Linked DNA regions of Homo sapiens: regions 1 and 2 are each linked to region 3. The links are chromatin contacts, found by Hi-C or POLR2A ChIA-PET in ENCODE. All regions are on one chromosome and are shown on one strand. Each heading gives the region's core, a stretch centred on a gene start or an enhancer-like site at or near the end of the contact. The rest is flanking DNA. Distances are from core to core; before and after follow the strand shown.

Region 1 (2,700 bases), core at 132-2,631, 290 kb after region 3:
ACAGTAAAATTTAACAAGAAGCCAGTCCATTCCACCATGTTACCATGTTGCAGATTTAGGGAGGCGTAACCACACAGACTTGGTACTGGTCTTGATTGTGGAGGGCCTTTATGCTGAGCCAGAGATGAGGAAGATGTTGGTGCCTGGCTATAAGGGCTTGAGCCAGGTGGATACGGAGGGCATGCAGCCAACACCGCTCTTGAGACACCGGCTGGGTTAGTGTGGAAAAACTCCATTGAATGGTTTGCCTTTCTCCCTGGAGGTAGTTAGGTGTACTAGTTGAAACACCCATTCATTGGGAACCCGTGATCCAGGGGCTTTACAAATGGGCATGTGTGAGCATAGGCAGCATAGGCTGCCGTGGCCCCAGGTGTCAGGGTGCAGGCGGCTCCTGTCTTGGAGGCTTCCATCCCCCGTGGAAGCTCGTGCTGGCCACTGGAGCAACATTCCCGCAGGTGGGAAGGCCGCGAGGAGTGGACGAGGCAGCTCAGGCCTGGGGGACAGACTTGGAGCTCACATGCCCATCGCCCCCCTGTCCTGTGGCAGTGTCTGGTCCAGCCTCATCCAGGGAGGGAGGGAATGTGGCCTCCACCTTGAGTGGCATGTCCCAGCTCCAATGCTGTTCCTTAACAAGGGCAGGGAGGGAGGCACAAAGGAGTGAGGAGTGGTTTCAGACGCTCAGACGGAGAACATTCGGCTCAGAAACAGAATCGTGCTCTCCTCTGTTACTAGATTTTGCCAACTGCAACTGAGGACTGAGCTGCTGTGGAGGTGGGCTCCTCACCATGGGAGCATCACCGGGGGCTCTGCAGGGCTGTCTGCCACGAAAACAATGCCCAGAGCTCTCTCCTCCCCTCATCAATAGACCAAAGTGTGTACATCCCCAGGGAGCACACAGGAAAGATAGCAGAAAAGAGCATTTGGAATAAATAATGTACAATCTAGCTATTATACTCCTTGGGTGGTGATGGAGAGGTTGAATTTTTAGCAAGAGGAAAGAGGGAACAAAGCCTAACAAACATTGAGGTTAAAACATGAAGTCATCTGCATTTACACTTTGCTTCAGGCCGCGGCAGTAATGAATACTCAGAGCCGGCTTTCTGTTTAATGTTTGATGCAAAGTCACCGGGGAGTCATTCTCCTTCACTTTCAATTTCAGGGGTCCTGAAACCCTGCGTTTCTCTGCGGTAATAACCCGTGCTTTCCGTTCCCGGGGCGGGCGCGCTCTGACTGATCAGCGCAGATGGAGGCTGTGCGGACTTGGACTTGGACGGTTTTCCTCCAGCCCACCTCCTGGGCACCCGCCATCTCAGGGCTGTTTCCTGAAAACCCAGCTCTTGCCTGGATGACATGTTTTCCAGGCGAGTGACTCATCAGAACAGCCAACAGCTTAGAAAGTCCCTCTGCCCCCAGCTGCTGGGGGGGAGGAGCCCACGATGCAGATGAGCTGGTCACAGCTAATCACAGCCTCCTCCCCTCAGATCTGCACTCCAGCACTCCAGCCCTGCTTCTCCAGGCAGCTTGATCGCAGGCTGTGGGAAGTGCTAATCCAGACACCTTCCCGGTCCCCTCCCACCTTCTGCTGTCGTGTGCTGCCAAACCTCACAGGGCTGGCTGCTGCCGCCGAAGCCCACCACCATGGCCTCTCGTGTGTACGTAGGACCCACTTTCCCACTTGTCTTTAGCTGGGAATCCCAAATTAGAGCTGCAAGTGTGTGTTGATTTTACCGTAGAAAATGCAGCCAGTTTTAATCAACAGATAAATGTTCATTAGAGAATACCGTTGTTCTGCTGTTTAAAAGGTTGCCGTGCAGGCCGGGTGCAATGGCTCACGCCTGTAATCCCAGCACTTTGGGAGGCCACGGCAGGCAGATCACCTGAGGTCAGGAGTTCGAGACCCGCCTGACCAACATGGTGAAACCCCGTCTCTACTAAAAATACAAAAATTAGCCAGGCGTGTGGCACATTCCTGTAATCCCAGCTACTCAGGAGACCGAGGCAGGAGAATCACTTGAACCCGGGAGGCGGAGGTTGCAGTGAGCCAAGATCGCACCACTGCGCTCCAGCATAGGTGACAGAGTGAGACTCCGTCTCAAAAAACAAAACAAAACAAAAGGTTGCCATGCGATTTTAGAATTTAATGGGTAATCTGGCCCTGTAATTTGGTTAAATAAATAAATAAATAAACCACCCACGGCCCCGAGAGGGCCTCTGGCTTGCTCAGCAGGCGGTGCCAGGGTGCAAGCTCCTCCCAGTACCTCCGTCTTCCCTGCCTTGCTCTGAGTGGGGCTGTCCTTCGGGCCCAGGCCGAGCTGTGGCTTGAGGTTCAGGGCCGCTTCACTGTGTGCTGATAATCGGGTTCCAGCGCTTGTCTTTCAGCGGTTTGTAGGCGTTCTTTTACATCCTTTCTTCTCATTAGTACTTGAACAAAGTTATTTTCCTCCTCTCATGTAGACAGCTCTGCCTCGAGTCCACAGCCCTGGGTAGCCGGACGGCCCCGAGCAGCCTCCGTGCATCGTCTGGGCGCCGAGCCACAGCCCTTCCTCCTGGGCTTTGTGTCATCCCCGCAGCCTCCTGAGCCTCTGTGCATCAGTGAAACCAGAACCATCTGGGGCTGCTTTTCTGGTCTGAAATGTGGAGCTGGGTCAGTCCCCGCCTCCCACCCCGGGGCTGGATCCAAGTGGGCCCCCAGCCTTTTAG
Region 2 (2,700 bases), core at 201-2,700, 440 kb before region 3:
ACAAGCTGGTGGGCTGAGCAGAGGTGGGAAAGTTAAGGCAGCTCCAGCCAGCCTGGCCCGGGAGGCTGGTCCCCCCAGCACTTCCCTCTACTAGGTGCATCTGAAAACCCACAAACCACCTTCTTTACCAGTTTTCCCATCCCCACCCCTTAGAACTCTCAGGTCCCTTTTCCTGCCCCCATGTCCCCATTTGAGTTAAATTCAGATCCACAGCTTGCAGGAGAAAGTCAGTGGCCCCAGACACACGTAACAGGGTGAGCACTGAAATAAGAGCACGCTGGGGCGTCCACACCAAGGGACTACGCCCCAGTCTGCCCACCTATCTTTTCTCCATCATTAACCCAGCGCTCTTTCTCCCTGGACTTCCAAGTACCAATGACCTTGGGGCTTCTTTGCAGTTTAAAGGGAAAATGCTCTACAAAATAATTTCACTTTCAAACATTTCAGCAGAAGAATAAAATCTTTTTTCTGAATATCTAGTAAGCCTTTCTGAGTCAGCCTTACTTATTTTAAAACATTGTAGAAATACAGAAACCACAACAGAGGTGGAAGGGAGGCTTTTGTTTTTTTTTTTTTGAGACGGAGTCTCGCTCTGTCGCCCAGGCTGGAGTGCAGTGGCGCGGTCTCGGCTCGCTGCAAGCTGGAAAGGGGGCTTTTAATGCCCCTATGCCCCTACCCAGGAACAACACCTCTGTGTTTTGGTGTGGCTCCTTTTGTATTTTTCTGCACATACATTTTATTAGGCAAGTTAAGGTTATACTGTGTGTTTTTTGTATCTCACATGTAAAAATGTGCTCCTCTTAATGTAAGCATTTTCTCATTTTATGAAAAAATTCCCCCTGTGTCAGTTTAATGTTTTCTCAATTGTCAGTTTTATGGGTTATCACAATGTTTTGATTATTCCTTTCTGGAATAACTGTGAGTTATGGAGCACACTTAAGGACTTTCCAAATGTTGGCTGTTTCTAACTTGGCGCTGAGCGCCTTTGGCCGCCTTTCCGATGATGCCCTCGGGACGCGTTGGCAGGAGGAATCCCTGGGCGCAAGGCGCGGCTGGGCCAGCCCCTTACAAAGCCCTACGAGCTGCGGGGACCCAGGCCGGGGCAGCGGGGGCCACGCCCCATCTCCGACCCCACGGGGACCGGGCCGGGACTGCGCCAGCGGGGGCCTCGCCCCGTCTCTGACCCCAGAGGAACCGGCAGCGGGCAGCACGCGTGGGCCTCTCCCCGCGGGACGCCGGACGCGCAGCCAGACGCGCTCCCCAGGCCCCCTCCGAGAGCGAGGACGCGCCCAGGCCCGCTCTGCCGGAGCCGCCACTGGGGGGCGTAGCGCGGACGCGCACCCTTGCCTCGGGCGCCTGCGCGGGAGGCCGCGTCACGTGACCCACCGCGGCCCCGCCCCGCGACGAGCTCCCGCCGGTCACGTGACCCGCCTCTGCGCGCCCCCGGGCACGACCCCGGAGTCTCCGCGGGCGGCCAGGGCGCGCGTGCGCGGAGGTGAGCCGGGCCGGGGCTGCGGGGCTTCCCTGAGCGCGGGCCGGGTCGGTGGGGCGGTCGGCTGCCCGCGCGGCCTCTCAGTTGGGAAAGCTGAGGTTGTCGCCGGGGCCGCGGGTGGAGGTCGGGGATGAGGCAGCAGGTAGGACAGTGACCTCGGTGACGCGAAGGACCCCGGCCACCTCTAGGTTCTCCTCGTCCGCCCGTTGTTCAGCGAGGGAGGCTCTGCGCGTGCCGCAGCTGACGGGGAAACTGAGGCACGGAGCGGGTGAGACACCTGACGTCTGCCCCGCGCTGCCGGCGGTAACATCCCAGAAGCGGGTTTGAACGTGCCTAGCCGTGCCCCCAGCCTCTTCCCCTGAGCGGAGCTTGAGCCCCAGACCTCTAGTCCTCCCGGTCTTTATCTGAGTTCAGCTTAGAGATGAACGGGGAGCCGCCCTCCTGTGCTGGGCTTGGGGCTGGAGGCTGCATCTTCCCGTTTCTAGGGTTTCCTTTCCCCTTTTGATCGACGCAGTGCTCAGTCCTGGCCGGGACCCGAGCCACCTCTCCTGCTCCTGCAGGACGCACATGGCTGGGTCTGAATCCCTGGGGTGAGGAGCACCGTGGCCTGAGAGGGGGCCCCTGGGCCAGCTCTGAAATCTGAATGTCTCAATCACAAAGACCCCCTTAGGCCAGGCCAGGGGTGACTGTCTCTGGTCTTTGTCCCTGGTTGCTGGCACATAGCACCCGAAACCCTTGGAAACCGAGTGATGAGAGAGCCTTTTGCTCATGAGGTGACTGATGACCGGGGACACCAGGTGGCTTCAGGATGGAAGCAGATGGCCAGAAAGACCAAGGCCTGATGACGGGTTGGGATGGAAAAGGGGTGAGGGGCTGGAGATTGAGTGAATCACCAGTGGCTTAGTCAACCATGCCTGCACAATGGAACCCCGTAAGAAACCACAGGGATCAGAGGGCTTCCCGCCGGGTTGTGGAACACACCAAGGCACTGGAGGGTGGTGCGAGCAGAGAGCACAGCATCACTGCCCCCACCTCACACCAGGCCCTACGCATCTCTTCCATACGGCTGTCTGAGTTTTATCCTTTGTAATAAACCAGCAACTGTAAGAAACGCACTTTCCTGAGTTCTGTGACCCTGAAGAGGGAGTCCTGGGAACCTCTGAATTTATAACTAGTTGATCGAAAGTACAAGTGACAACCTGGGATTT
Region 3 (2,700 bases), core at 22-2,521:
TCTCGGCTCACTGCAACCTCTGCCTCCCAGGTTCCAGCTCTTCTCCTGCCTCAGCCTCCCGAGCAGCTGAGACTACAGACGCACGCCACCACGCCCAGCTAATTTTTGTATTTTTATTAGAGACGGCGTTTCACCATGTTGGCCAGGCTGGTCTCGAACTCCTGAACTCGTGATCCACCCTCCTCGGCTTCCCAAAGGGCTAGGATTATAGGCGTGAGCCACGGTGCCCTGCCTACATTTGGTTTTATAGTCCACCTTACACAGTTCTCTATACATTGTAAATGAGCCAAATTTCCTGAATTGAAAAAGAGAGTCACACAAGAGGCTTGCCTCCACGCACAGACATGTAGTTTTAGATGTCTGCACGTGAAGCTATATCAAAATAAGAATAAACTACTGCTACCAAGAAGTGGGAAAAAAATTTAAAAAGGATAAACTGCTCAGAAAACGAAACAGATTAAACAAAAAATTGTATTAGATGAAATTTTTTTTCATCGAATCTTGCTCCAGACTCTTCTTCTGTTGCTTCAGACCCTTCTTCATCTGAAGAGTCTTGCTCTGTCTCCCAGGCTGGAGTGCAGTGGCACGATCTTGGCCCACTGCAACCTCCGCCTCCCGGGTTCAAGCAATTCTCCTGCCTCAGCCTCCTGAGTAGCTGGGATTACAGGCGCGCACCACCACGCCCAGCTAATTTGTGTATTTTTAGTAGGGACGGGGTTTCACCATGTTGGCCAGGCTGGTCTCGATCTCTTGACCTCGTGATCTGCCCGCTTCGGCCTCCCAAAGTGCTGGGATTACAGGCGTGAGCCACGGCGCCCGGCCTTTCACTTGGTTCTCTATGAAAAAATTAAAGAGAAAATCTGATTGACACTGTGGAGGACACTACACTCCAAAAAAAAAAGTACTATATTTTCTAATATTATCAGTGCTTTTTAATATTTTCTAATATTATCAGTGAAGCTTTTGCCGCTTTTTCAAAATCTGGAAGAAACAAGGCGGTTGATTCCTTTAATTTCAGGAGCATGTAACTTCATTTATAATGACAATGTTTTTGAAAAAATAAATTAAACCGACAGTTTCATTTGTAGGATTGACTTTAATAACACGCCTCTACTGAACAAATGGCGATTAACTGGGGAAAACGGAATTATGGTAACCGAGGTAACGGGGTCGGGGACTCTTTCTCCTTCGCTGCATGCTGGGTGGCGGGGAGAGACCGCTCTGAGGAGGTTTGGTCTGTCGGCCACGCCGTAGGCCGCGGTGCATTCTGGGTCCTGGCAATATGGCGTCCTCCTTGATGGGCTGATGAGATGAGTTTCACTGTAGCTCCAAACCAGAGGGCAAAGCTCCCATGACCCAATAAGCCCACATTGTCCCTTTCCTCCGTGGTTCCGTGTCGCCCGTTTCTCAGGACTCGTTCTCAGGCAGGAGAGAGCCTCGGGGCTGAAGGCCAGGACCAGCCAGGCCGCGCGGACCTGAGGTTGAGGAACCGGGTGCAGGCGAGCACGATGGGCCGGTCGTGGCTCTGGTTGCAGCAGCTCAGACGAGTGCGGGACCCGCAGGGCTGAGAGTGGCTGGAGGAGACCCAGGGCCCTTTGAACCCGATCCCTTGGCCGGAGACCTCAGCCCAGTCGGCCCAGTGGGCGAACCGGCACCAAGAGCGGCCTGCCTGTCTTCGGAACTGCTGAGGCGGTGGAGGCCGAGAGCAGGGTCATCGTGAGGCCTGAAGTCTCTTACGCTTTTGGCAGCTCCCCTCGCAGCCCCTCTGGAAACGTACAGCCTCAGGAGCAGCCAGTGGCTTGGGACCTGGGGTGGTGTGTGTCTGCGGAGCTTCTTGGGCTGCCCCATTTCCTAGCGGCCCCCACCTCCCCACTTCCCGCTCAGAGTTAGAGATAAGGATCTCAGACTTTTGCCTGAGTAAGGGTCTCCGCACTCTTTATCCATTTGGTTTTCGATTTCCCGTTTTTGTTTCTTATTTCACCAATTCTGGTACACGCTAGTTTTTAAGGCTGGAGGTTCTCGAGCGCTTGCTGCCAAGGACTCCCCCACCCCCTCCCCCACTGATGGAGTCCGAAATGCTGCAATCGCCTCTTCTGGGCCTGGGGGAGGAAGATGAGGCTGATCTTACAGACTGGAACCTACCTTTGGCTTTTATGAAAAAGAGGCACTGTGAGAAAATTGAAGGCTCCAAATCCTTAGCTCAGAGCTGGAGGATGAAGGATCGGGTAAGTGGATTCTGAAGGCACCCCTTGAACTTGGTAGTTTCCCCAACAAAGAAAGTTTACAGCCCGAAAAGTGTCCTTGGGAAAGCGCCGACATTTCCCCCTAGCCACACGTTGTAAGTCAACTAGAAAGCAAAAGCCATTTCAGACTGCAGTTTTTGGTTGAAAATGGAAAATGCTGTTTTGGTTAGTCATTATTCACTGGGTAGTGTTAATTCAATTCCAACTAAGTTCTAATTCAGATAATAAAAGTTAAGCAAATTTGAAAATAGAGCATTGCGAGTATTTACATGCTCTTTGGCATACTACTTAGTTCTGTAAACACTTAGAGGAAGGACAACGTGCGATATAATCTTTATACCCACATGATTAGTCTACTTTTTAAAATATCCAAGCTGGGTGAAGTGCAGAAGTCTGATATACTATGCTAGGAAATGAGATTACTGGAAAATGTTCAACTAGTAACAAATTAGTGCAA

The links. Hi-C counts contacts between places; a loop is a spot of excess contacts on that map. ChIA-PET counts read pairs that join two places held with the same protein, here RNA polymerase II (POLR2A). Pooled maps may share reads with other maps.
Region 1: a map of endothelial cell of umbilical vein shows a loop between it and region 3 (1.9-fold over the local background). The contact joins the enhancer-like site here to the promoter of RPTOR in region 3. A Hi-C loop is called at or near these places in 1 of 168 maps with a recorded cell type or tissue (endothelial cell of umbilical vein) and 9 of 50 pooled maps. POLR2A ChIA-PET finds 5 or more read pairs at or near these places in 3 of 52 experiments (GM12878, OCI-LY7 and WTC11).
Region 2: a map of CD8-positive, alpha-beta T cell shows a loop between it and region 3 (3-fold over the local background). The contact joins the promoter of GAA here to the promoter of RPTOR in region 3. A Hi-C loop is called at or near these places in 2 of 168 maps with a recorded cell type or tissue (CD4-positive, alpha-beta T cell and CD8-positive, alpha-beta T cell) and 6 of 50 pooled maps. POLR2A ChIA-PET finds 5 or more read pairs at or near these places in 1 of 52 experiments (naive thymus-derived CD8-positive, alpha-beta T cell).

What each region holds. Positions count from the first base shown.
Region 1 is chr17:80,831,895-80,834,594 of GRCh38, forward strand. The region is part of intron 9 of RPTOR (regulatory associated protein of MTOR complex 1); the gene reads left to right. Among named protein-coding and RNA genes, the nearest start is that of CHMP6, 160 kb to the right of the region's middle. RefSeq lists enhancers at 1-724, 1,191-1,500, 2,270-2,700 and a silencer at 1,329-1,545. Within about 2 kb of position 1,382, at least 41 of the 41 ENCODE cell types and tissues checked have a DNase peak (open chromatin) inside an H3K27ac peak, as active enhancers do; they include GM12878, OCI-LY7 and endothelial cell of umbilical vein, where a contact is called at or near this core.
Region 2 is chr17:80,100,131-80,102,830 of GRCh38, forward strand. GAA (alpha glucosidase) reads left to right here and starts at 1,451. Exons shown (of 20, transcript NM_000152.5): 1 at 1,451-1,760. CCDC40 (coiled-coil domain 40 molecular ruler complex subunit) reads left to right here. Exons shown (of 20, transcript NM_017950.4): 20 at 1-483. RefSeq lists a silencer at 998-1,617 and an enhancer at 1,948-2,057.
Region 3 is chr17:80,543,567-80,546,266 of GRCh38, forward strand. RPTOR (regulatory associated protein of MTOR complex 1) reads left to right here and starts at 1,272. Exons shown (of 34, transcript NM_020761.3): 1 at 1,272-2,225. The coding sequence starts at 2,064. RefSeq lists enhancers at 966-1,792, 1,126-1,485, 1,766-1,865, 1,793-2,619.